Linked DNA regions of Homo sapiens: all the other regions are linked to region 1. A link is an interaction called in ENCODE POLR2A ChIA-PET data of the cell type or tissue named here. Cell type or tissue: HepG2. All regions are shown on one strand.

The links. Peaks named below come from ENCODE experiments on the same cell type or tissue, not always from the same donor. Only the 100,000 strongest peaks of a DNase experiment are listed, where the experiment ranks them.
Region 2: POLR2A ChIA-PET joins it to region 1 with 13 read pairs; 3 of 35 experiments call an interaction of 5 or more read pairs at or near these places.
Region 3: POLR2A ChIA-PET joins it to region 1 with 10 read pairs; 3 of 35 experiments call an interaction of 5 or more read pairs at or near these places.
Region 4: POLR2A ChIA-PET joins it to region 1 with 13 read pairs; 5 of 35 experiments call an interaction of 5 or more read pairs at or near these places.
Region 5: POLR2A ChIA-PET joins it to region 1 with 19 read pairs; 2 of 35 experiments call an interaction of 5 or more read pairs at or near these places.
Region 6: POLR2A ChIA-PET joins it to region 1 with 10 read pairs; 3 of 35 experiments call an interaction of 5 or more read pairs at or near these places.

What each region holds. Positions count from the first base shown.
Region 1 is chr12:80,934,391-80,938,390 of GRCh38, reverse strand. LIN7A (lin-7 cell polarity scaffold A) reads left to right here and starts at 457. Exons shown (of 6, transcript NM_004664.4): 1 at 457-750. The coding sequence starts at 669. MIR618 (microRNA 618) reads left to right here and starts at 2,558; the gene lies at 2,558-2,655. RefSeq lists a silencer at 1,120-1,329. In HepG2, no CTCF peak of the experiment used is centred here; a DNase peak (open chromatin) is centred at 1,620; H3K4me3 peaks cover 2,942 bases.
Region 2 is chr12:80,835,146-80,839,145 of GRCh38, reverse strand. All of the region lies in intron 4 of LIN7A (lin-7 cell polarity scaffold A), which reads left to right. Among named protein-coding and RNA genes, the nearest start is that of MIR617, 4.5 kb to the right of the region's middle. In HepG2, a CTCF peak has its summit at 1,593 (motif pointing left); DNase peaks (open chromatin) are centred at 885 and 1,595.
Region 3 is chr12:81,126,923-81,130,922 of GRCh38, reverse strand. All of the region lies in intron 2 of ACSS3 (acyl-CoA synthetase short chain family member 3), which reads right to left. Among named protein-coding and RNA genes, the nearest start is that of ACSS3-AS1, 3.1 kb to the right of the region's middle. In HepG2, a CTCF peak has its summit at 1,807 (motif pointing right); a DNase peak (open chromatin) is centred at 1,822.
Region 4 is chr12:80,776,061-80,780,060 of GRCh38, reverse strand. No RefSeq gene overlaps it. Among named protein-coding and RNA genes, the nearest start is that of LINC01490, 15 kb to the right of the region's middle. RefSeq lists enhancers at 1,667-1,896, 1,141-2,340. In HepG2, no CTCF peak of the experiment used is centred here; a DNase peak (open chromatin) is centred at 1,810.
Region 5 is chr12:81,077,192-81,081,191 of GRCh38, reverse strand. It overlaps ACSS3 (acyl-CoA synthetase short chain family member 3), which reads right to left and starts at 3,113. Exons shown (of 16, transcript NM_024560.4): 1 at 2,761-3,113. The coding sequence starts at 3,071. In HepG2, no CTCF peak of the experiment used is centred here; DNase peaks (open chromatin) are centred at 1,311, 2,171, 3,211 and 3,711; H3K4me3 peaks cover 4,000 bases.
Region 6 is chr12:81,141,055-81,145,054 of GRCh38, reverse strand. It overlaps ACSS3 (acyl-CoA synthetase short chain family member 3), which reads right to left. Exons shown (of 16, transcript NM_024560.4): 5 at 1,808-1,948. Among named protein-coding and RNA genes, the nearest start is that of MIR4699, 15 kb to the left of the region's middle. In HepG2, no CTCF peak of the experiment used is centred here; DNase peaks (open chromatin) are centred at 1,784 and 3,654.

The sequences.
Region 1 (4,000 bases):
GGTTTGCCTTTTTTTTTTTTTTTCTCCAGGCAATATACTCAGGTCCTAAATGAACATCTACTGATGGAACGCTGGCCTTTAGTCAGTTATCTTTATATGCCGTTATAGGTCAACATTCCGAAAAACTTCAACAGAAATTAACTGCAAATGTAATTACATCCCAAACATTTCTGATAATGGAAGCATTTTCTCTCTAAAGGGGATGGGATTATTGGATTGGCAATTTCTCTTAATCTGAGAAAACTCATCTCCCACTCCCTTCCCCATATCCCCTTTCCATCCTCTCTCTTCCCCTTATACACACACGCACCCGCATGCACACACGTATATTCTGACCATTTTATTAGAGTGGAAAGTTGAAAGGAAGCAACCCGCCAGCTACACCCACCCAGCGCTCCTGGGGGTGGAATAGCAAAGTTCTAGGGCAGAGCCTTCCCTCCCAGAGCCCGGCGATGCAGTCGCTCTCGGATACCTGCTCAGCTCCGCACCGCAACTGAAGATCTGCCGCCGCGGAACAGTTGCGTCTCCATCTGGCTACCAACCCACCCAAGCTTTCTTCTCCACCACCACCACCTTCCTTCCTTCCCCCTCCTCCCCCTCCTTTCCGTCTTCCCTCTCCACCCCCGCCCCCAATCTCCTCCTTTTTTTCTCACTACGAGCGGTTGCTGATGCTGAAGCCGAGCGTCACTTCGGCTCCCACGGCAGACATGGCGACATTGACAGTGGTCCAGCCGCTCACCCTGGACAGAGGTAAGGGAGCGGCTCGCTCGCCAGGCCACCGCGTCCCCTCTCCCCTCCTCCCTTCCCCGCCTGCCAATTCCCAACGGGACATGGGACGCGCTCAGGCAGGAGGAGAAGGGGAACGAGGACGAGCCAGGAAGGCGTTCGCGCCGAGAACAGAACACTTTCTTCCCCTTTCTCTCCCCGCTACGTTCCCGCTGCCCCTTCCCACTGTACTCGCCCCGCCGAGGGGACGCCTCCTTCTGGCTCTGGGGTCCCCGCTGCCACTCCCAGCCCCTCGCCGGGTCGTCTCCGGTCCTCTGGCTTTGTTGGAGCCGCTGCGCGGGGACGGCTATAGGCGCCAGGGGCTCGGGGTTGGAGAGGGGCAGAGAGCAAGCTCGCCCGGCCAGAGCCCAGAGGAGACCGGCGAGGGAGCCGCCTGTCAGCTTGCTTGGCGCAGGGGCCCGGGAGGAAGGAAGTTTGTCCAGGCGCCGGAGGGCGAGGGTCGGTCCAACTGCTGGAGTCCCGGCGGCCACTCGGGGGGCGGGCTGGGCGCACCCCTGGGCTGCCGGGCGCACAGTGGCGGGGCTGCAGCAGGCAGGGAGCTGCCCTCTGCCGAAAGGGCAAGGCAGAGCGCGGGGAGCCGAGCCCCAGCAGCCGAGATCGGCTCTCCGCGGCTTCGAGATCGAAAGCGGCGAGGGTCGCGTCTGCTCCCGCCGCCGGCAGCTCCCGGTCGATAGCAACTCTCGGCTTCTCCCGCGCCAGCCTCTCGTGTCCTCTCCCAGCTCGGTGCCACCGCGGCGCCCAGGCTGCGGAAGGCGCGGGGACAAAGCGCAGGTCGGGTTAAAATTCAACTTCTGACCTGCCACCCAGTGAGTCCTGCTCTCTGACTTGAACGGGGAAAGTGTTCGCTTCCTCCCCAGGACGCCCTCACAAGCTCAGGGATGGAGTCCTCCGCTGCGATCGGGGCCTCACTGGTGCACCCCTGTGGGGTTATACCTGTCCCTGAGTGTGTGGGTTTCCTTCCTGGCTCCAGCGTCCAGTGATGAAGGCGCTCGAGTCCTACGGCTCTGCAGAGGAGGACACCCTCTAGTCCCTCTCCGCAGCCGCCGGATTTAGGACCCTGGGCGGCCATTTGGAAATGGTGTACTCAGAAGAAAATGATTTAGTCCGATGTACCTCTAAAAATTTTCTTTCTAGAGGATTAAACTGAACGATGGGCAAGGCAAAAGAACATCCTGCTGAGAGTACAGTAACAAAGCCAGTGAACTCAGTTTGAGGTTTTTAATTTGGAGAGACTGTGGGTGACTTTAACGCAATCTGTTGGCGCCAGAACAGATGTTCTGTGGTGCCCATAGCAACCTTTCTTAGGGTAAGAGTTGAAAAATAAAATGTAATTGATTTTATATTAGAAAATGTTGATTTGTAAGCTGGCAAAATTAATAACAGTAGTTAAAGACCTCAGAAATCCATTGTATAATCCATGATTTTACCCACAATATCATCATCTGCACTAAGCAGGATAAATCCATTGCCGGTAAGAACCAAACAGATGGCAAGCTATCAGAAACTATGAGCTTCCCAAGTATTTATGTTTTAATGTAATGAGCTCTTATATTGTCCCATTACAAAATCACAGTCGTTAAACATCCCAAATCAAGTGACTATGTTAGGAGCAAAAACTCCAAGAAGATTGCATACCTGGGTCATTTTATATACTACCACTACTACTAATAATACAAATATTTCAATGTTGGGTTTTACCTTAGCCCTTAGATGCCTCAGTCGGTTGATGAGAGGAGGTGCTAATCGGACTAAGATTTATTTTTAAAGTTTGCTCTTGTTCACAGCCAAACTCTACTTGTCCTTCTGAGTGTAATTACGTACATGCAGTAGCTCAGGAGACAAGCAGGTTTACCCTGTGGATGAGTCTGAAAAAATTCATCAGCAGCTCATGGAAAATCTATAACCAAGAGATGATGGGTTATTGGCATCACCACTGAGCATAAAGTCAATATATATAAATATTGTTCTCCGTATCTTATTCAAATATGATTAATTACTTTCATTATTAAACTGATGAAGGAAAAGGTTCTAAAAATTTCCCTTCAAAAAAGGTGCATTTTTAAAGAGGCAACCCAGTATTACATATCTGGGTCCTAGCTGCAACTCTGATACTCACTCTGCATACATCAGCCTCTCTGGACATCAGATTCTCTCTGTGCCACATCAGGAGTTTGAATTAGATGATTCTAACACTGTGCAGCTTTAGCAGTCTATAATTCAATTAATTAGAGTTAGGACTCAGTTTTTGGTCACCTACTGGGAGATTTTCCAGATCACCTCTCTCCCAGGCTGCTTTGGTACCCTTTGATGCGCTCTAAATTGACTTGCTGCTTTGGCCCCATTAAAGCATTTATCACACTCTGTTGCATTTGTCTATCCCTATTGGATAGAACTCCGTGAGGGAAGAGACCATTTCTAAATTCATCTTTGAATTCTCAGTGTCTGCTATAGTCCCTGACTCACAGTACAATAAAAAAATAATGTTAAGTTGGTGTAAGTAAACTCAGGATAGCAGTAACTTAAGCAATGTTAAAATATAGTGATTTCCTAGTGAACTGAGGTGCATTTCATAGATTCACAGTATTTTAACCATGGAAAGGATGATAGTGATAACATAGGCCAGAGATTCTCAACCTAGCTTTCCCCTATACACTTGATGGATTGCCGTCAGTAACAATAGCTCACTAAAACTGTGATGTTTAACCAAGAGGAATTGTGGCAGGTGGGCAAAGGAGAGGAAGGGAAGAAGGTGCTTGACAAAGCCTCCCAAGGGCATCCCAGCAAATCTGAATATATAATCCACAATTTTAGAGCTGCTAGTTCTTTTTTGGTATCTTCATTTTACAAATGAAAAAGCATGAAAATGTGATGATAAGAGATATTTTCAAGTTGCTCTACTATTTAGTGGAGATTTTTATATTACAATTGAATTATTTTTGTTTGCTACCTTTTGACATCATACATGGATATAGTCTTCAGGGCAAATGTTTTAAGCAAACAAATCAAAGCTAGGGATCGAAATTAAGATTTACTGCTTTCCAAATTTGAAAGATATATCTGAAAGTAAGAAACTCAGAAGTCTGCACCTAGCTTCCTGGGTCTGCTCTGGGAAGTAAGCTTTTTCAAGGTCTAGGCTGGGCCCCAAAAGGATGAACAAGGTGATTACAGATTTTCATGGCCCTGTGCCTATCCAAAACTCTTTTTGATCTGCCAT
Region 2 (4,000 bases), 99 kb after region 1:
CATAAGTAAATTTTTGGTGGAGAGAGATCAGTTGTTTTTCTTAACTACTCATAAGAGACTTTGACCTTTAAAAAGTTAAAAACCACTTCTAAAGATAGTAAGGTTTTGAAAAGGAATTTACTCTGATTCAAATGGCTCAGTACTCTAATTCACCACTGCAGATGTGTGAAGAGTTTGGTTTGAATGTGTTTGAATTGTTCCATATCTGCATCATTCCAGTTTGCACCAGGCACTTTGCATTCCCGGCTAACTGAACAGCCCTGGTCCACAAGCACTCTCTAAAGCCACTTGGCCCTTAGAGGGGAGCAGATGCTTGCATGAAGAGGGGAAAGACAGAAGCTCAGTCTTCAGTTCCCCTATAGGCCTGGCACACAGATCCCCAGCTTAATTCCAGCTAAGAGACCTCAAGTAAAGCTATTCTCACAATCTCTCTATTCCTAGAAGTCGTTAGCAGATGCTTTACCTTTCTCAGAAGCTGAGTGGGGGACTGTTTAGGTTATAATTAAATAGGAGTGCAAGCTGAAATTTCAGTTCTAAGTGCTGAAAATTTTTATTCTCGGCATGACATCATGTGACACTTCACTCACATTTGTGAAGAAGCCAAGAGAAGTACATTTATGTTGTTTTATCCCAGTCACTTTCAGAAGAGCACAAACAATGCAGCATGATCTGGTATATTTTGCAACACTGAGAAGGCAGTATTCTACCCCCCTTCATTCTGAGTTGGCTCACAATAAGAGATCTTTTAATTTAAAAAGCAGAACAGGGAAATATCGTGCTATCTCAATAGCACAGGTAACTATAGTTCACAGGTTAGAACAACTACATTCCCACCTGGTGATTTCAGCCTGCAAGAATGGGCACCAGGTCTCTCATTCCTTCATAGATCAACTTGAGCTTTGAGCATACAAGAGATTGTGCTGATAGTGTGTCAGTGCCAGAACACACTCACAGTCAGTCGGTGCTAAACGGCAAGTCTCTAAATGAGGGAAGCATTCCCACACATGGGATCAGACTGACCTAAATCTCTATTTAGATTGCTGGTAATGGGTATTTGACTATTCAGTTTAGTTACTGGTGCAGTCTTTCTCATAGTTATTTTTACCATTTATTGTTTGTGTTTTCCTTCTATTTGTGCTGTTATTTTAGCAATGCTTTTCTTTCATTCAACAATTATTTGTAGAGAAATTATTATGTGCCAGCTACTGAGCTAAGTCCTGGATATGGAGTGGTAAACAAAAAAAAAGGGTTATAATCTGGTAGAAAGTAAGAACATGATGATGATGATGATGATGATGATGATGAGGATGATGATGATGATAAATACATACATATAAATGTAACATATCCATCAGTTATCCCAGCCTAAGGGAAATGCTCCCAGTGATTTTGTTCAGGTTCACACTGGTCACAGTAACAGGATTTTTTAACTCCGTTATGTGTATATTAGTTTCCTATGGCTGCTATAACAAATTACCACACACGGTGGTTTTTAAACAACAGAAATGTATTATCTCACAGCCCTGGAAGCCAAAAATCCCAAATCAGTTTCACTAGCTCCAAACCAAGGCATCAACAGGGCTGTGCTCCCTCTAGAGGTGCTATTGGGGAATCTGTTCCTTGCTCCCTTCAGCTTCTGGTGACTGCAGCATTCTTTGATTTGTGGCCACCTCATTCCAATCTCTATCTCCATGGTAACGTTATTACCTTCTTCTCTGCGCCAAATCTCCCACCTCCCTCTATAAGGATACTTGTGAGTTCTTAGGGCCCACTGAGATAATGCAGGGTAATCGCCTCATTTCAAGATCCTTAACCTAATTGTATCTGAAAAGACCTTTTTTTCTATAAAAGGTAATATTTACAGGTTCTGGGGAATAGGACCTGATATTAATATCTTTGAGAAATTATCCAGTCCTCTACAATGTGTAAATATCATAAATCTAGAGTGCTTACAAGTGTATAGGGCTATGGAATGGAACCAGTTGTCCACAGAGCATGGGCACGTTGGTTTTCTAGTCTCAAAACAGCACACACTGAATATTTTCCACTCTACTCCTAGTTCTGACAATGCAAGTTCTTTCTTCCCTTTTCACTTTCAGACTTTTCTCCTTCTGCTTCTGCCTATCCAATCAATAAAGCCATTCAGACTCCTCTTCCTTCTTTCCCCGCCCCCCATCTTGCCTGGTCTTTGATGAGAAAAAAAAAAAAAATGTACGTGAAAACATGCAGCCAAAACATTCTGCTGCACAGCAAAGACCTTCAGATATTTTTCAGTCCTTTTTTACTCCTAAGGTGTGGGCTGAAGGAAGCAGAATGGGAGGGAAAATTCACAAAGAACACGAATTAATACTTCAGAATATAACATGGCCTCATAATTAAACACTGTGATAAGTGTTACAGAGGGGAAAGAAGAAAACAAGGAGCCATGTAATGGAACAAGAGAAGCTACTTTTAAAATATATATATATACATATTTATTTATTTATTTTTTGAGACAGGGTCTCATTCTGTGGCCCAGGCTGGAGTGCAGTGGCGTGATCTTGGCTCACTGCAAACTCTGCCTCCCAGACTAAGCAATCCTCCCACCTCAGCCTCCTGAGTGGCTGGGACCACAGGCACATGCCACCATGCCGGCTAGTTTTTGTATTTTTGATAGAAACAGGCTTTCACTATGTTGCCCAAACTGGTCTCAAACTCCTGAGCTCGAGCAATCCACCAGCCTTGGCCTTCCAAAGTGCTGGGATTACAGATGTTGAGCCACCATGCCAGGAGCTAGTTTTAATAGTGTTAGAAATGGCCTCTTTGAAGGGTGACATTTAAACTGAGATTAAGGAGAAGAGTCTGTTATCATAAGAAAGAGCTTGTGTGAAGGTCTTGAGATAAGGAAGTCCATGATTTGCCATGTAGGAGCAGCTGAAAGAACAAAGTGACTAAAGTATACATAGTGGGATAAGATGAGGCTGAAGAACTGATTGGGAGCCAACCAATGGAGTTTTAAGGTTGATACCCAAAAGTTTTCATTTTACTCTAAGTGCATTAGGAATCTGAAATCAATTCTGAAATCTGATGATATGCCAAGAGTCTCTAATACATCCTGAGGCTGTTCATTATGAAATGAAATGTATTCTACTTTTTTTTTCTGTTAGCTTATTATTATTTTTTGTATTGAAATTTTCTTTCTATATCCTTAAATCACTTGACTAGGATATTGCATATGATAACAACTTAAGAGCAATTTTCCCTTTTTTTCTGTCATCATATTTAATGAAAATTACAAACTTTTACTTTATTGTGAATTGATATTTTCAACATTTCAAAAGGGACTCATTCAAATTCAAGTTCTTATGGTTTCTCAGGAGTTAAGGTTATTCTAACCATAATACGTTTATTTACTCTTTGAGACTCTATTTTGTCATACGTAAAGCAAAAATAGCAATATCTTTCTCACAGGTTTAATCCAAAGATTAAATAAGAGAAAGTATGTAAGAGTGTCTGGCATTACGCTGGATACCTTTTAAATACCCAGTAACTATAAATTTTTTCTTTTAAATCAGATAATAGTCTTTTCTTTCTTATAATTTTATCTCCCTATAGAGTTAGACTCTCCGCCCAGTTTAAGTCATCTCCTCTGCTTTTTGTTTATCTTCAAGAGACAATAAAAGTCCCCCATTAAATACTCTAATTTCAGAGGAAATTGGATCCTTGTCATTGGTGGGTTGATTATGGGCAAGTCATTGGAATTTTTGGTGTCTTTATATCTGCAGGACTGATGTAACAACACCTGTCCTGTCTACCTTTCCTAATAGTAATTAGGATAAAAAAGAGAAATGATAAATACAGCATTAAAAGATAAGACTTATGCTTCCACAATTACACAGCATTGTTGCTGTATATTATTATTAAACAGCCTTTCACCAAACTTCCAGATGCATCTCTCCATGTTTCCTATTGCAACATTTTTCCTTAATTTACAAAAACAGAATATGTAAACCAAGTAATG
Region 3 (4,000 bases), 190 kb before region 1:
TTGACAAACTTGACAAAAACAAGAAATGGGGAAAGGATTCCCTATTTAATAAATGGAGCTGGAAGAACTGGCTAGCTATATGTAGAAAGCTGAAACTGCATCCCTTCCTTACACGTTATACAAAAATTAATTCAAGATGGATTAAAGACTTAAATGTTAGACCTAAAACCATAAAAACCCTACAAGAAAACCTAGGTAATAGCATTCAGGACATAGGCATGGGCAAGGACTTCATGACTAAAACACCAAAAGCAATGACAACAAAAGCCAAAATAGACAAATGGGATCTAATTAAACTAAAGAGCTTCTGCATAGCAAAAGAAACTACCATCAGAGTGAACATGCAACCTACAGAATGTGAGAAAATTTTTGCAATCTATCCATCTGGCAAAGAGCTAATATCCAGAATCTACAAAGAACTTAAACAAATTTACAAGAAAAAAATCAAACAACCCCATCAAAAAGTGGGTGAAGCATATGAACAGACACTTCTCAAAAGAAGACATTTATGCAGCCAACTGACACATGAAAAAATGCTCATCATCACTGGTCATCAGAGAAATGCAAATCAAAACCACAATGAGATACTATCTCACACCAGTTAGAATGGCGATCATTAAAAAGTCAGGAAACAACAGGTGCTGGACAGGATGTGGAGAAATAGGAACATTTTTACACTGCTGGTGGGAATGTAAACTAATTCAACCATTGTGGAAGACAGTGTGGCGATTCCTCAAGGATCTAGAACTAGAAATACCATTTGACTCAGCAATCCCATTACTGGGTATATACCCAAAGGATTATAAATCATGCTACCATAAAGACACATGCACATGTATGTTTATTGTGGCACTATTCACAATACCAAAGACTTACAACCAACCCAAATGTCCATCAATGATAGATTGGATTAAGAAAATGTGGCACATATACACCACGGAATACTATGCAGCCATAAAAAAGGATGAGTTCATGTCCTTTGTAGGGGCATGGATGAAGCTGGAAACCATCATTCTAAGCAAACTATCACAAGGACAGAAAACCAAACACCACATGTTCTCACTCATAGGTGGGAATTGAACAATGAGAACACTTGGACACAGGGCGGGGAATATCACACACGGGGGCCTATCATGGGGTGGGGGGAGGGGAGAGGGATAGCATTAAGAGAAATACCTAATGTAAATGATGAGTTAATGGGTGCAGCACACCAACATGGTACATGCATACATATGTAACAAACCTGCACGTTGTGCACATGTACCCTAGAACTTAAAGTATAATAAAAAAAATTCAAGACCTTGTGTGAAACAAAGATCTCAAAATCGCAGGTCACAGCCAAATGTGACCAAGATGTATTTAAGTTGGGGCCATATCACATTTTAAGAAAATGAACCAGCATATTAAATTTAGTAGGTTTCACATACAAATCTAGATCTCCAGTTTCTCTAGAAAAATTGTGAAGTCTAGCAGCACCAGGCCTGTGTTCTTGAATAACAGCAATCAATTGAACCAGATGATCAGCCTAGTGGTTTGCCATAGAACTCACTATTCCCAGGGGCATTTATCATACAGCTTGCATTTTTTTTCATTCTGAGTTTAAAATATATTTTTTACCTCTTATTTATTTTATGTTATATGCTTACACCATAGTTCCCTAACCATACAGAAAGTGTGATACATACCTACAATTGATTTTTCTCCCATCCACCCTCTTCTGTAGGCATCTGAGTTGTCAACCACTGCCCTGAAAACAATTTTTAGTTAAATGAGGCTGCACCAGTCCCGTGTAACCACTAGATGGAGTCTATTTGGCCTTGCTTGTTTCAGCTGCTCCTCAATGTTTTGATAACCTGATAACCACACCAGAGCTGGTCTACAGACAAAAGGTTTACAGAATCAATAGTACGATTTTCTTTTCCAGTAGTTTTCAGGGCTAAATGTCACTCTGGTAAAATTTTCCATTATAATTTGTAAATCTAAATATATATGTATGAGAATATGCATGGGAAAACATATGAGTTCATAATCACTCAAATAAAGTATTATTGGAACTCCAAAACAGAAGGCATTTGATACTGCTATTTCAGGGTTCACCTAGTTTTTATCAACTTCAGGTGGAAAATTATCAAAGAAGAAAACAGGTATTATTTTTATGGAATGACATATTCTTATCCTACCATAAATGTCTGAGTGTAGAGTTACAATTTCTATTATTAGCAAAAGGGAAAATATTTTAATATAGGTTGTTTATAATAAATAGTTTTTCAACTGAAGAAAAGTTAACCATGTGCCGTTCACCCAATTCACATTCATCTTTGCACCTTCTTAAATTTGTTTTTAAATTTGTCAATAACTTGATGGTTTTACACAAGGATAGACCAGTAAAATTGATTTTCAGTCTGACATCAAGGGCAATACAGATCCCAGGGGAGCAAGGCCAGCTAGCATGAGGATACTATGCTACCAATGTGTGAATTACTGGGCTGCGAAGGAAGCCTAGAGGAAATGAAAAAATGTATTTATTTAGATATAACAATGTGTGACTCTTCCCACTAGAAATTAGATGAATCATTTTGGTACTAATTTAAAGCCATTTTAACACATAAATGTCCTGTCATTGGTTCAATTTATGTAGTATCAGCTGTATGTCCTAAACTGAGGTTAAGTCTACAGGTACAAAAATAAGAAGGAAATGGTTGGTCCTTACACCAAAGAAATTTGGAGTCTGGAAAAAAAAAATCACATACAGGAATAATAATTGTAAAGAAAATGCAACAACTGAAATTTATATATTATAAAATGGTATGCACATATATTTGGTTTATAAATAACATAAATATAACATATAATGCATCAGACAGAAGTAAAAGCTTTAAATTTCAGTTATAAAATGAAAACATATTGCTATGAATAATGAAAACTAAATTAATAAAAAATTTTATGTTATCATTCTGGAAAATCTTTCAAAAACAGTCTTTGGGGTAGTATAACTTTGTGACCAGATGCTCATAGCTCAAATATAAAGATTAGTCAAAATTGGCAAAAAGCTATGTTCTACAGAACAAATTATCACTTGCTTCACAAATAGCAAGTGTGCTCACCTAAGGAAAATCATGCTTGTACGAAAAAAGATAGTTCCCTAGTTTCCAAATTGTAGTAAAAATGCAGTGATCATGGGCAACTTCAAAACCACATCAAAGAAAACTGTATGAAAAAGCAGACAGGGAATGCATATTTTCAAAATGCCACAATGTTACATTGCAAACCCTGGTCTAAACCGTAACAAAAAATAAAACTAATTTAAAAACCAATTATAATATCTGAGGAAACAGATTACTAAAAGTATGGATAAATGAATTGTTCTTGAGAATATGTATAATTTCCATAGAAAGAGTTATATAAAATACTTGCACCTTACTTTTAAACATATTAATCATACACATTTTTGTTTGTTTTACTTGTACACATACAGGCAGCCATTGAAAAGATTAAAATTTTAACTACAATGAACAACTTATTCTTTAGTCCATGCATTAACTATGCATTCAGGTAAATATCTGTGAAAATAATCAGTTATTCTAAAACTGCTTAAGATCTGGAATGATAGTAAAACTATCTTTTTTGGAAGAGAATTTTTCAGGAATATAAATATTTTCATATAACATAAGAAGCTTCTAGAAATGTAACATTTTTAGACAGTTACAATTTATTAGATACAGCATTGAAATAATTTTCATTGAAGATGATATTATGCTAAGCCAATTTATTTTGAGATATGTCTCTTAAAACCAGGAAAGTTAGAGATGTTATCTAAAAAAGAAAAATCTTTCTTTTAAAGATGAAAACATTACATTTACACTTACAAGTAAAATGTATTATTATTTATCTAAAACACAGAGGAATACTTATTTTATATTTAAGAATCGCATTGTATTAAATTTTTCAAGAACAATTACAAAACGCTATCTTACATTCAAAATAGTTATCTGATAGTGGT
Region 4 (4,000 bases), 160 kb after region 1:
CTACTTCCATATGCCTGAGTCTGTATTAATGGTCCTGCCTATTGCCATTGCCCATCAGAACACAAGCCCCACTTACACTACAGTAGTTCTCCTCTGCCCCTAAGCCATTATATCAGGTACAGGAGATTGTGAGATTAATTACTGTTGTCTCAGCTGTAGCCTATAGAGGAAGATAAAAGGTGATCATCGAAATCAAAACATTTCTTCAGCTTTAGCCCACATTGTGTTCATCTGTGTTGCTAACACAAAGTTTTATCTGAGTTTTAACTTTTATATACCATATATATTCAACAACTAACTTAAACATTATATTAATTTGCTACTTCTACTGCCTCCCCGACACCAAGGATAGAAAACATAATATCTTGAAGGAAAATTATCATACATGAGAACTAATACCTAATTTTTTTCTTCCTTTAAGTTATAGTGATTACAAACACAAATTCAAGAACTATCCCACACAAACACAACGTAGTTCCAAAGAGTTTAATTGCTACCTGTTCCATAAATCTTTGCTTCCTGTGAGTTTTTGTTTATTAGCTGTATTTTTGTAGATAATAGGGTTGTAAGGGTGAGAGGCTGACTGTCTGCTACAAAGAAGGGACCCATAGAAGGTCTAGACCTGGATTTTTGTAACACAACAATCCAGCATCTAATCCTCAGCTTTGAAGATCCAGCTTTTCTGATTTTTTTCTGGGAAACCCAAAGAGACAGTCTCATTTAGCACTAGGTTTTTCAGAATAATTATTACTAGCACTCCATTTTGCTCTCAGAAGTGTCCCAATATAGATAATACATTATGTAGTCAACATATCTATAGGTGATATAGCACTGGAGAATCATTCATATTAACCTGCCTCAGTTCACAAGAAGCTTAGGATTCTTTTCTTTTTGCAATTAACCAAAACACAACTCACTTGAGCTTGAGAAGAAAAAAAAAAGAGAGAGAGAATCAATTACTTCCAAAACAGGACAGATCCAGGTCTCAGTATCTCAGTGTTGATAGAATTCTTACCTCTTCTTACCCTTCTGTCTTCCTCAGTGCTGCTTGTCTCTCCTCTTTTTGATCGTAGCTCTTGTTCTCTCCCACTGCAGTCATTTTCTCTCCTTTGGATGTTCCTCTCCTAGTCTCGATTCCATTCTTATAGCTCTTCATCTAAAAGAAAAACCAGACTCTTTCCCTCAGTGCCTATATCTTACAGGTAGTATCTGAATGACTTGGGTCTGGTGCTCACTTCTTAAGGAGATTATTATGGGAAATGGTAGCATGACTGGCCAGGTCTGGGATATATCCTTGTACCTCCTGGATGTCCACTTACTAGCTGTAGGAAAAGCAAGATGAGTAGGACACTAACACCTCTAATAGAAAACAAGTTAAAAAAAAAGCTAAAAAGGGACACAAATATCAAAATGGGGTTCAATTATAGGGGAGATAACACATCACTTGAGGAAATTAGAAAAATCTTCTTGGAAGAGATGCCAATTGAAATAGATGCTAAAAGTTGAGTGAGATTTGACAGTACGAAAGGAGTCTGAAATAGCACTGAGATAGACATTGACAAGAGGAAGATTGCTCTCCAAAATTTTGACTTAAAATAAGAATCATTTATTTTGTTACTCATCCTGAAAGTCACAGAATTAGGCTGAGCTCAGCCGGGCTGTTCTGGGTTTGACTGGCTGGGCCTCCCCATGTGCCTGTAATCAATTGAACATCAGCTAAGCAGCTCTGTTTCTGGGGTTGGCTGACTTCCAATTGAAGTGACTCAGCTTTTTTCCCCATGGTCTATTACCCTCAGTAGGCTAGTTTGGGCTTGTTCTCATAATAGAGGAAAAAATCTCAAGAGAGAGCAAAAGTCCACAAGACCTTCTGAGAGTTAGGCTCAGACAGGCAAAATGTAATTTCTATCACATTCTATTGGCCAAAACAAGTCACTAGCCCAGCCCAGAGTCAGCAACTGGGGGAAAAGTCTCTACCTCTTGATCATTGTAAAAGGCATTTATACACAGAGGAACAGAAAATTGGGCTGCTTTTGCAATCTACAACAGTGTTTTACCGAAATAAGATAATTAGAGAAGTATTTTGGGTAGACAAAGCTATACTTAACAGCTAACATTTATTGAGTTGTATTTTTTTTCTCTAATTTCATTTTTATCCTGACCTTTATCTTTTGTCAGAATACTTAACTTGCTAAAGTGTCTGACCCGTGTCCAATTGTTCTTCTCACAGGAAACTTATTTACACTGGCAAATGCCCTTGTGACTCTCACCAGACCTGTGAATAGTTTATTCCTACCAAGATAGCCACTCTGTAGGAGAGCCCTGACTGGAAAAGAAGTTAGGTTCGGGTATGTTGGTCGTGTGAGATGCAGAAGAGGCAGCACAACAAAACACATGGTATATTAATCCGTTTTCACACTGCTAATAAAGACATACCAGAGACTGGGTAACTTATACAGGGTAGATGTTTAATGGACTCACAGTTCCACATGGATGGGAGGCCTCACAATTATGATGGAAGGCAAGGAGGAACAAGTCACGCCTTACATGGATGACAGCAGGCAAAGAGAGAGCTTGTGCAGGGAAACTCCCCTTTTTAAAACCATCAGATCTCGTGAGACTTATTCACTATCACGAGAACAGCACAGGAAAGACCCACCCCCAAGATTCAATTACCTCCCACTGGGTCCCTCCCACAACATGTGGGAATTGTGGGAGCTACAATTCAAGATGAAATTTGGGTAGGGACACAGCCAAACTATATCACATGGAATAATAGAAGCAGTTTTATTACTCACATATACCCTAGAGAGAAGAGAGCAGCACATTTTTCAGGACCGACAGGAAGGAGGGAGTCCAGGACACACACTCAACTGTCAAGTGGGGAGCAAGAGAGATAGAGTAAGAGACCTGAGGTCCAAAGACTTTATTGGGGTTCAGGCCATTTCCTAGGTAGATTTCCGGTGGGGAGTTACAACTGGTGGGTTTAAGAGCAAGTGGGCAGTTTGATGCAGTCCTGCAGTGACTGAAAGGTGGTCACTGTGGCCTATCTACAAAGCACATGCCACATGTGGGAGTGGGTAGAGCAAGTAGGTTGAATGTAACTATCTCGTAGGGAAGTAGTCACCAGGAGGCAGTTAATGAGACAGATATCTGAATGAAACACCTTGAAAAACTGGGAAGAGGTGGAGAACTGAAAACTCTGTCAAGGGTGACTAAGCTCTGCCTCTTGTATGAGGAAGTCAAACCTATTAACTCATTGAATATGGAAAGTCAAGCCATTTACATTCAAAATGGATGTTGAAGCAACATACAATTATAAGAATTCATTATATTTGTACTTACTATGTGTCAAGTGCTGTTCTAAGAACTTCACATATATTAACAGATTTTAATTATTGTGATATCCTTTATTTCAGAGAAACAGACTACCTGCATATGAACGTTTAGGCAGGGTTTACTAATAGTAAAGGAAACCTAGCTGGGTCTAAAGTTAGGAATTCCCTGCACCCTGGGCTGTTGCTCCTCATTAGAAGTTAAGCTACCCAGCATAGTCACTGCTTAAGTTCCCAGCTGCCTATGTAGAATGTGACAAATAATAGGATAGTTTTGACTTTCTTCTTTCAATCCAATTGCAATCTACTGAGGCAAATATGATATGATATTATATGTTATAAGATCTCATGTTTACATATGAGAGTAATATGTTTTTATTGGGCCAGAATTATAGCTAAGATTTGAAGATGAAATAGAAGTTAACTGCATATTCCCATACTCTAAAGAAAGCCATTATATTAGTCTGTTCTCACTCGGCTAGGAAGAAATACTTGAGACTGGATAATTGACAAAGGGAAGAGGTTTAATTGACTCATAGTTATGGATTGCTGGGGAGGCCTCAGGAAACTTACAATCATGGCAGAAGGCAAACGAGAAGCAGTCACCTTCTTTACATGGCAGCAAGGCGGAGTGAGTATGTGTAGGGGAAATGCCAGATGCTTATAAA
Region 5 (4,000 bases), 140 kb before region 1:
GTGAAAGCTAATATGCAATACTATTTATATGCTGAGACTTTTGATAAGCCTGTGGGTTCTGAGGGGAGTTTACTTTTGTGAACAACAAACAGACAAGCTTATAATGAAGAATCGCTCTTGCCTCTGGGAAGCCGAAGGGCATCAGAGACTGTGACTACACATATGCCAGCTCCACAGAGGAGAGAACAATTAGCTATAGCAATCTCGCCTTGTTTTGCTTAAGCACTTGGCTGTCAATATCTCCCTTCTCCAGATCCCAGCTTCAAAGAAAGTAAGTAAAGCTCCTTCACACCAAATTGTGCCTAAATCCACTTATCACCTCCCAAAGAGGTGTCTTGTTTTATAGCAACAAAAATCATCAAAGCTATGTATCCAGTTAGTTGACTCTCACTTTAAAAATTTATATGCCAGCTCTGCCTTAGATCTTGCGGATATAAAGCCAAACAAAATAAAAGTAAATTCAGTCTGCCCTTCTGTTTGGCTTTGTGGAAATTTGCTAACCAATCAGGACTATCTTCATTTAGGTATCCAATGCAGTCATAGATTCAAATTGAAACTACTGACTAACTGAAATTTAAGATTGGTCTCCTACGTCTACTTCCCTCCCAACCCTGCTTGCCCAACCAGAATTCTTTTAAGATTGAATCGCACTGCTGAAATAAATAGAGTCAAAGTTTTATCACTTCTTCACTTTGATTTTCTGGGCATGAGTTCAAGACTGAAAAGATAAAGAATTCAGATACGGTGTTATCAAATTGTGATCTATAAAAATATAGTGACCCTTTCACAAAATTTCTCATTAAACACATCTTATACACACCATTTAAAAAAATGTAGACAAGCAACTAGATATTACAAAGAAAAAGCAAATTATTGAAAAGGAAATCTCCTGGTCTTAAGCTCTACTTGCTGGGACATTGACACTCACTTCCAAAGCTCTCTCCTGGGCCTTTGCTGATCCCTAATTGTCCTCTCGAATCACTCCAATCTGTCCTTTCTCCTCCATTCTTATTGCCACTGCCTTAGGTCTGGCCCTCACTGTTTTTCATTTAGAATATACCTGTGGCTTCTTAACTGAATTCTCTGCACATTAGTTTTATAATGGAGATGGCCACATAAAATCATTTATAGTACCATATTTTATGACAGATATTTGTACACAGAACTTTGAGAAACAGTGATGCAATAATCTCTGTGCTTTCATCTGAGGAATACTAGGAGAGTTTCCTGCTCCTAAGATAATTATGGTCTGAGAATACAAAGAGAGCTATTCTTCCTCTAACATGTATAGGGTCTAGTGTATAAAGACATAGTCTTCATCCTTTACTAAGTTAAGCCTCCAATTATTTCCATATTTGCATTTCAGGAAAGTGAAACACAGAGAGATTAAGTCACTTGACTGTGAACACACAGTCAGTAACTGTGAGAAGCCAAACTCAGACCAGGTAGTCTGGCCCCAGAGTCCATGCTTTTAATCTTTATGACTTCTAGAAAGCAGGGACTAGGTTTTACTCATTGTTGAACACCCAGTGTCTTGTTCACTGTCTGGCACAGAAAAGAGGACCGATCAAATACTATTGAAAAAATAATTGATAGGAAGGGGCAAGGTGCTCAGATTCTAAAGGGAACACCATGTCATCCCCACACACTTTTGAGAGGACTGGGCATGGTGGAGACACAGAACAGGCTCTAGCCAATTCCATTCCAGATTTCTTGCTCTGACCACAGAGCCATTCGTCCACTGCAAACCTGACCATATCATTCCCCTCATCTCATTGCTGAGCAGTGTTTTTCAAACTTTTACAGGAAACATCCTCTCTAATGGCTGGCAGATGAGAGCAATCACACCCCCAGAGGGCAGACACATAAGGAGCCACACTCTAAGAGTATCACTGACTGTGCTTCACCCTCAGTATCTTAGCAAGCTTGATATTTATTCTACAATGTGTCTGCGTTTGTTGTAACGCAAAAAAAATCATGCTTATAACTTCTTATAATTCCAACTCCAGGTGGAAGACTTTACTCCTACCATGACTTCTAACATCACCTGGCCTATATCTATCTGTATTCTTTCTGGGTACCCCATACTGCAGCTTCATATACACAACAGGCCTATGGATCTGATCCAAGCTACTTAGCACAGTACATAAATCCCTTCCGGACCCAGCCCCTGACTCACCACTTCCCCTCCCACCTCTCCAGCCAACACAATCATTGGCAGTCACTGTCTCAGTCACAGTTCAAGCTGTTGTTCACCTCTAGAACTTTGATAATTAGGGCCTTGTCGACTTCGAGAAGACATACCCATCCTTCCAAACCCTTATGGGGTGCGATTTTATTGAAGTCTTTTCTTAACCCTCCCTCCCCATAGTAGGAGGATACTTAGTTATAATTCCCTAGTTTCTTGTACCGCTTGCTTTGTTTACCTAGTATCTCCCTTACTAGACTGTGCGGTCCCTGGAGGCAGGATCTTGTTTTAGTTTTCTTACTATTCCCACTGCCAAAGCAGAACCTTGCCAGTCAGGTAAATCTCCCGTTTATGGGACACTGGGTTCACAATAGGTAACAGGGTCTCTCAAGAGCAGAAGGCAAGAGAACTGACTATGAAATTGAAATGAAACACGAATTGAGGGGTCTGAACACATCTCCAGTTTCAATTTTCTTTCGTGATAGAATGCCAGATTCCAGGTCCCAGGGAGGTCCTGGCGCCCAAAAAGTTACCAGGGATGGGGGATCAGGGTTGGCACAGAAGTCACTCACCACCTGGTAGAGGGCGAGTGTTTGTTCTCCAGCGTTTTGGTCCAGGGCTTGTACCAGCTGATCTGCTCGGCAGCTTTGCCCCAGAACCTCTCGGGGTCGGTCACCGAGGCTGCGAAGTGGGTCTTGTACTCGCTGCCACTGCCGGAGGACAGTGCCCTGCATCCCCGGCCCCCGAGACCGCCCCGCGGGCCCGGGACCACTAAAGCCCTGAGGGCCGCACCGGCTCCCCGGGCCGGAGAGGACCCAGGCAAGGGCCCTCCGAGCCCCCCGGCGCTGGTGACTTTACGACACTGCAGCCAAGACGGTTTCATCTCCTCCGGCCACCCGCGGTCCCCGAGTGTGCGACAAATGGTACTCTTGCAACTTCCTGGGGCCTGAGGGAAGGGAGTAGGGGGCGGGGGCAAATTCCGAAGTGAGCCCAGAGCCCAGAAGTTTGGAAGCCACACTAGAGTCGCCGGGAAAAACCGACCTGGAGCGACCAGAGAAGCAACAGGCTAAAGTGGGGGCCCCGGGACAGGGGTGTCACAGCGCCGTTGCAGCAGGTTAGTTGCGCTGCTGCACGAGATCCAAACCCCAACATGCACTTCCAACCCCGCAGCCTTCCGGGAAAAATCGCGCTCAAACTCCAGAACGTCCTTCCGATTTCAACACACAAGTACTCCTAGGAGGAGGCCAACGGCCCATCTCTCAATTTTCAATCCAGCAGTTTGTACACGGCTGGTTTAATCTTTGGAAGGTCGTTGGTGGAGGTGGCATCGCCTCTGACCTGCAGGAAACCAGCAACTCGGTGCGTTGAGGCAAGGCTCTTTGATTGTTATTTATTGATTGATTGATTTTTCAAAATCAGCTCAGTCCCTGGTTACTAAAAACACAAGCAGCTCCAGGGCAAGGACTGCTCCGGGATTTCCTGACCACTGAGAGGGTAGGAGGAGTGGAAGGAGGTTGTGCCAGACAAATTGGGAAGTGCTTCTTGGGGTGATTGACAGGTCACAGGGAAGGTGACCCCACTGGGATGCGGATTCACCTGCTGACCAGACTCCGCATGTGATCTAGACAGAGAACAGATAGGACTTGTTGCATTGCCTCCCTTCTAATTTGCCTGCTTGGAGTTTCTGTGGCTTTTCTAATGAGAAAACAAAACAAACAAATAAACAAAAAACAAAAATAGGAAGTAAGTAAAGATGAATCAAAAGAGGAAACTGGGAAAATGTAAAAAGAAAGGTGGTATATAGTACTGTCT
Region 6 (4,000 bases), 210 kb before region 1:
GTGGCGGGCGCCTGTAGTCCCAGCTACTCGGGGGGCTAAGGCACGAGAATGGCGTGAACCCGGGAGGTGGAGCTTGCAGTGAGCCGAGATCGCGCCACTGCACTCCAGCCTGGGCAACAGAGGGAGACTGTCTCAAAAAAAAAAAAAAAAAGAAAAGAAAAAAAAGAAAACCTGGAATAGCTAGGGTCCATCCTTATTTGGAACCACTTTTCAATATAATGCTCTGTGTATTGCTTTTATTTGATTTCTACTACACTGGCAAGTCAGCTTTTAATTTCTGAAAACCTTTTCTTCTGCCCCTCCCATAAGATCCCATTCCAGGTCACAGTGAATTTCAGTGACTTAAAGTCTTGAGGTAGCACAAATGTTTTTATAAGATTTCTTCAGGCTTTTAAGAAACTAAATTTTTTAAAAATTAAGTTATACTGTGTTTTCAGGGTCAGGAGTTTTCTCTCAGTTGATACTTTTATATTAGATCATAACTTTGCTGAGTCCCCTCTTATTTTATAGCCAAATGTTCAGTTGGACTCCAGGTGGCTAGTGTGCAAGGCAGAACTGGAAAAAGTGGAGGTTGAGAATTATGTCGAGCAGATTATATGGCATGCTTCAATAAATAAATCTTCCAATCTTCAATATGCAGAAATATTTTTCAAGTCACTAGAGTTGCAACAAAATCATAAGGCTTCAATTCTACAATGAAACAAATATCTTCATGTGCATGCATCTACGTATGAATTCAACAAAAATTTATTGAGCACCAACTACATACAGCACAATGGTAGACCAAAATATACTAAAACATAACCTGTGTCCTCAGAGAGAATATATTACCCTACCAAAAGTGTTCCTTTTCACAAGCAAGGTTTATATGGAACATCTTAAATTTCCTTTTAAAAAGCTAACTAATCAAATAGAACCACTATTCTAAGAAGATTAAGAAATGAAGTTTTCAGAACACTGATGCTATAGCAATCTAACAGTAATAAAGAAGCCACTGTCCTCAAGGAAGAGAATGATTATGAAAGTCCCGTCCCCTACTAAAATTCTACAATTCAATGAATATTAAACCACCTAATAAAGATGAGTAAGGAAAATGATACTGTTATCTTTTATAAGGGTCTATGAAGAAACAGTGTTATTTGGAGATACCAGGCAAAAGTGGTATTTGTTGCTATTTGACGCATCAATGAATATTGATGCTTTCAACTTTGCTTTGTAAAAACACATTTCATGGTAAACAGATTTAAAAATCCTTGAGTGTCTTCCATGCTGTAAATCAAATAGTTCAATACTTTGGATAAATTGCCTCTGTTCAAACTGCCTAGGCCAATTCTCAAAATCACATTCATAATAAATAATTGAATTCCCCTAGATCAAAAAATCAATTCTATACTGCATGAAACTTATACCTCAATCTAAAAGAATAAAAATATTTTATTTAAAATATATTTTTATATAATGTTATTAAACCAACTGATATTCAATTAAACATCTACTAAAGCAATTGTATATTTCTAGCATTTGAGACAATTCTGGAAGAAATGAGAGCAAAATATTTGATGTTAAATAATAAATGTTTTTATATTTAGCACTAAACACAAAATCTCTTTAAGATATGGAGTAACTGTGTCAGGTGAGATCACGCCACTGCACTCCAGACTGGGCACAGGAAAAAAAAATAAAAGCAAATGAAGTAACTCTCTAAACTTCAAAGTAAAGTCTGCAAACATTTCCAGTCAGTGATCAAACATTCTTGGTGCAAAGTAAATCTACTGCTATAGATAGTTATCTCTAAGAGAGTGAGTACCTTAGGTAACCCCGTTGTGCCAGATGTGTAAAGAATATACAGTGGGTGTTCTGAAAGAACAGGAACACAGTCATGTGACTGGGCTTTTGCCATCTCTTCATCCCAATCAAGGTCACGACCGGGAGCCAAAGGAACCGCCTCCTACACAGCAAAAATATAAGAATATGTACTGTAATAAGGAGATTAAATCAAGAGAACAAAAAGTAGCTAAATCTATTTAAGTCTGAGCATCTGACTGAAAATCTAGGCCTATATGGCACTGAACATCAGATTTATGACTAAAAAGTTCAAGTTCATGATTTAACATAAATGTTTATAAAAAGTCCAAAAGTTTTATATTCACTTCAACTAAACTGACAAAAAAGCATGTTTCATTTAAATCTAGAGATATCCTTTAGAAATTCAGTATAATGCAGTAATGTTTCCATCAACACTCATGGCTTAAATAACGTTTCATGTTTTTATAGATGTATGTACACTAATAACTTTATAAACTAATTTTTATTTTTCATAGCCTATTTATTTTATTTTGCATTTATTATCTTTACAATGATGTGTCAACTAAGCTATTAAAATTTCTCTTCATACAATGGCCTTTAGGAGTAATACCACAGCTACCTTTCCAAATAAGAAAACATTAATTCTTCTTCAGGAGTAGGGAAGAATTCTACTATTCCTTTTTGAAGACTAAAATCCAGTTTTGAAATTTAGTCAGAGTCTGTGATATATCTAAAATACAATCCAAGTTTTCCTCCTTCTAGTAAACTTTGTGATAATAGAGTCATGAGTTAAACAGATACTCCTTTAAAGAAATTAAATAGTCTTTTTTAAAAACAGTGACAATGAAATGGCCAGATGGGTGAAAAGCAGGGAAGTGGCTGATGGAAAAGTTACTCTGATGGGGAATTACAGCTATTTAAGTAGAGTTAATGCCCATTAAAAGCCTAGTTTTTTTCTTAGATGTTAGCTGAGCTCAAGATCACACATCAGGAAGTTTATAATTGGCGAACATGTTAGCACAAGCACAAGCAAAGTTATATAACACTCAATGAAAGTTAATGAGATCTACTATCTAGAGATGTATGTAACCATTTCATTAAAGTGATTCCTGAGATAAGCCCAAAGATTGAAAAATTTAGAAAAGACAAGCCACTTCCATTTTCTAAGCTGCTTAATACATTAATCAGGGTTGTAAAAACTGTTCATATATTTAAATAGGTACATTTACCAATTAATACTTCAATATAATATCACAAATATGATGCCTGTATGAATATGATACCTGTATGAATAAACACATTTATAGCTAACACATTTATAGCTGAATCGAAGACCCTGTATCAAGTTGAAGTTTCAGGCCAAACTGCTTTCTCCAGCCCCACTCTGATAGGTACTGGCTCTGCCATTTAGATAAATAAAATAGTTGACTATGACCAAATCATACGTTTCCATTTCTATTTATACAATGGATAAAAGCAACTAATTGCAAATTATCAAACTTTTGACAACACAGAGATCTATAAAAATCATCACACTGCAAAATACAAACATCAAATTGAGGATCACAAAAATAATTACAGGTTGATAATTTTGATAGGACTCTAATGAAATTAGGACTTCAATAAATGGTTATTCTTCAGGCTAAGAAACAGAGGTATGTGCAAAGGAGATCTGAGAAACAGAGGAAAAAAAACACTTTCACATATATGCATTTACTTCTATAGATATGTCTTTCCTAATTCTTATAATTCTTAAAAGGCGGTATTGGGAGAGCATAGGGGTGATTGATGCAATATCCTTTGATTCCATCATTGTTTGCCTGAGGCTTAGGTGTGGCAGCCAAGTTTTTACCTCCTCTTACAAAAATGCAATCCTGGTTAATAAGACACACCACTGAGCCTCATAATTTGTGTCTCTCTAAATTCAAAGCAAAGCCATTCCACTGGGCTTAGTTACTGCCAAAACAGCAGGTCTAATAGAAAGAACAAGAGATTTCTACAGCCCTCATCTATATCACAATAGAGGAAAGGGCCTGCAGAAAAAGAGAGAAGCTGAGAAAGTAAGCTAGTTATTGGAGGGGAGCAGGCAGTTAATCTCTATTAAGAAGAAAAGAGAAGAGACTTGCACATATCCAATGTGTTTATAGTGAAAGAAATAGCATATATCTTGTTGGTTACAAATCATTAAACTGGA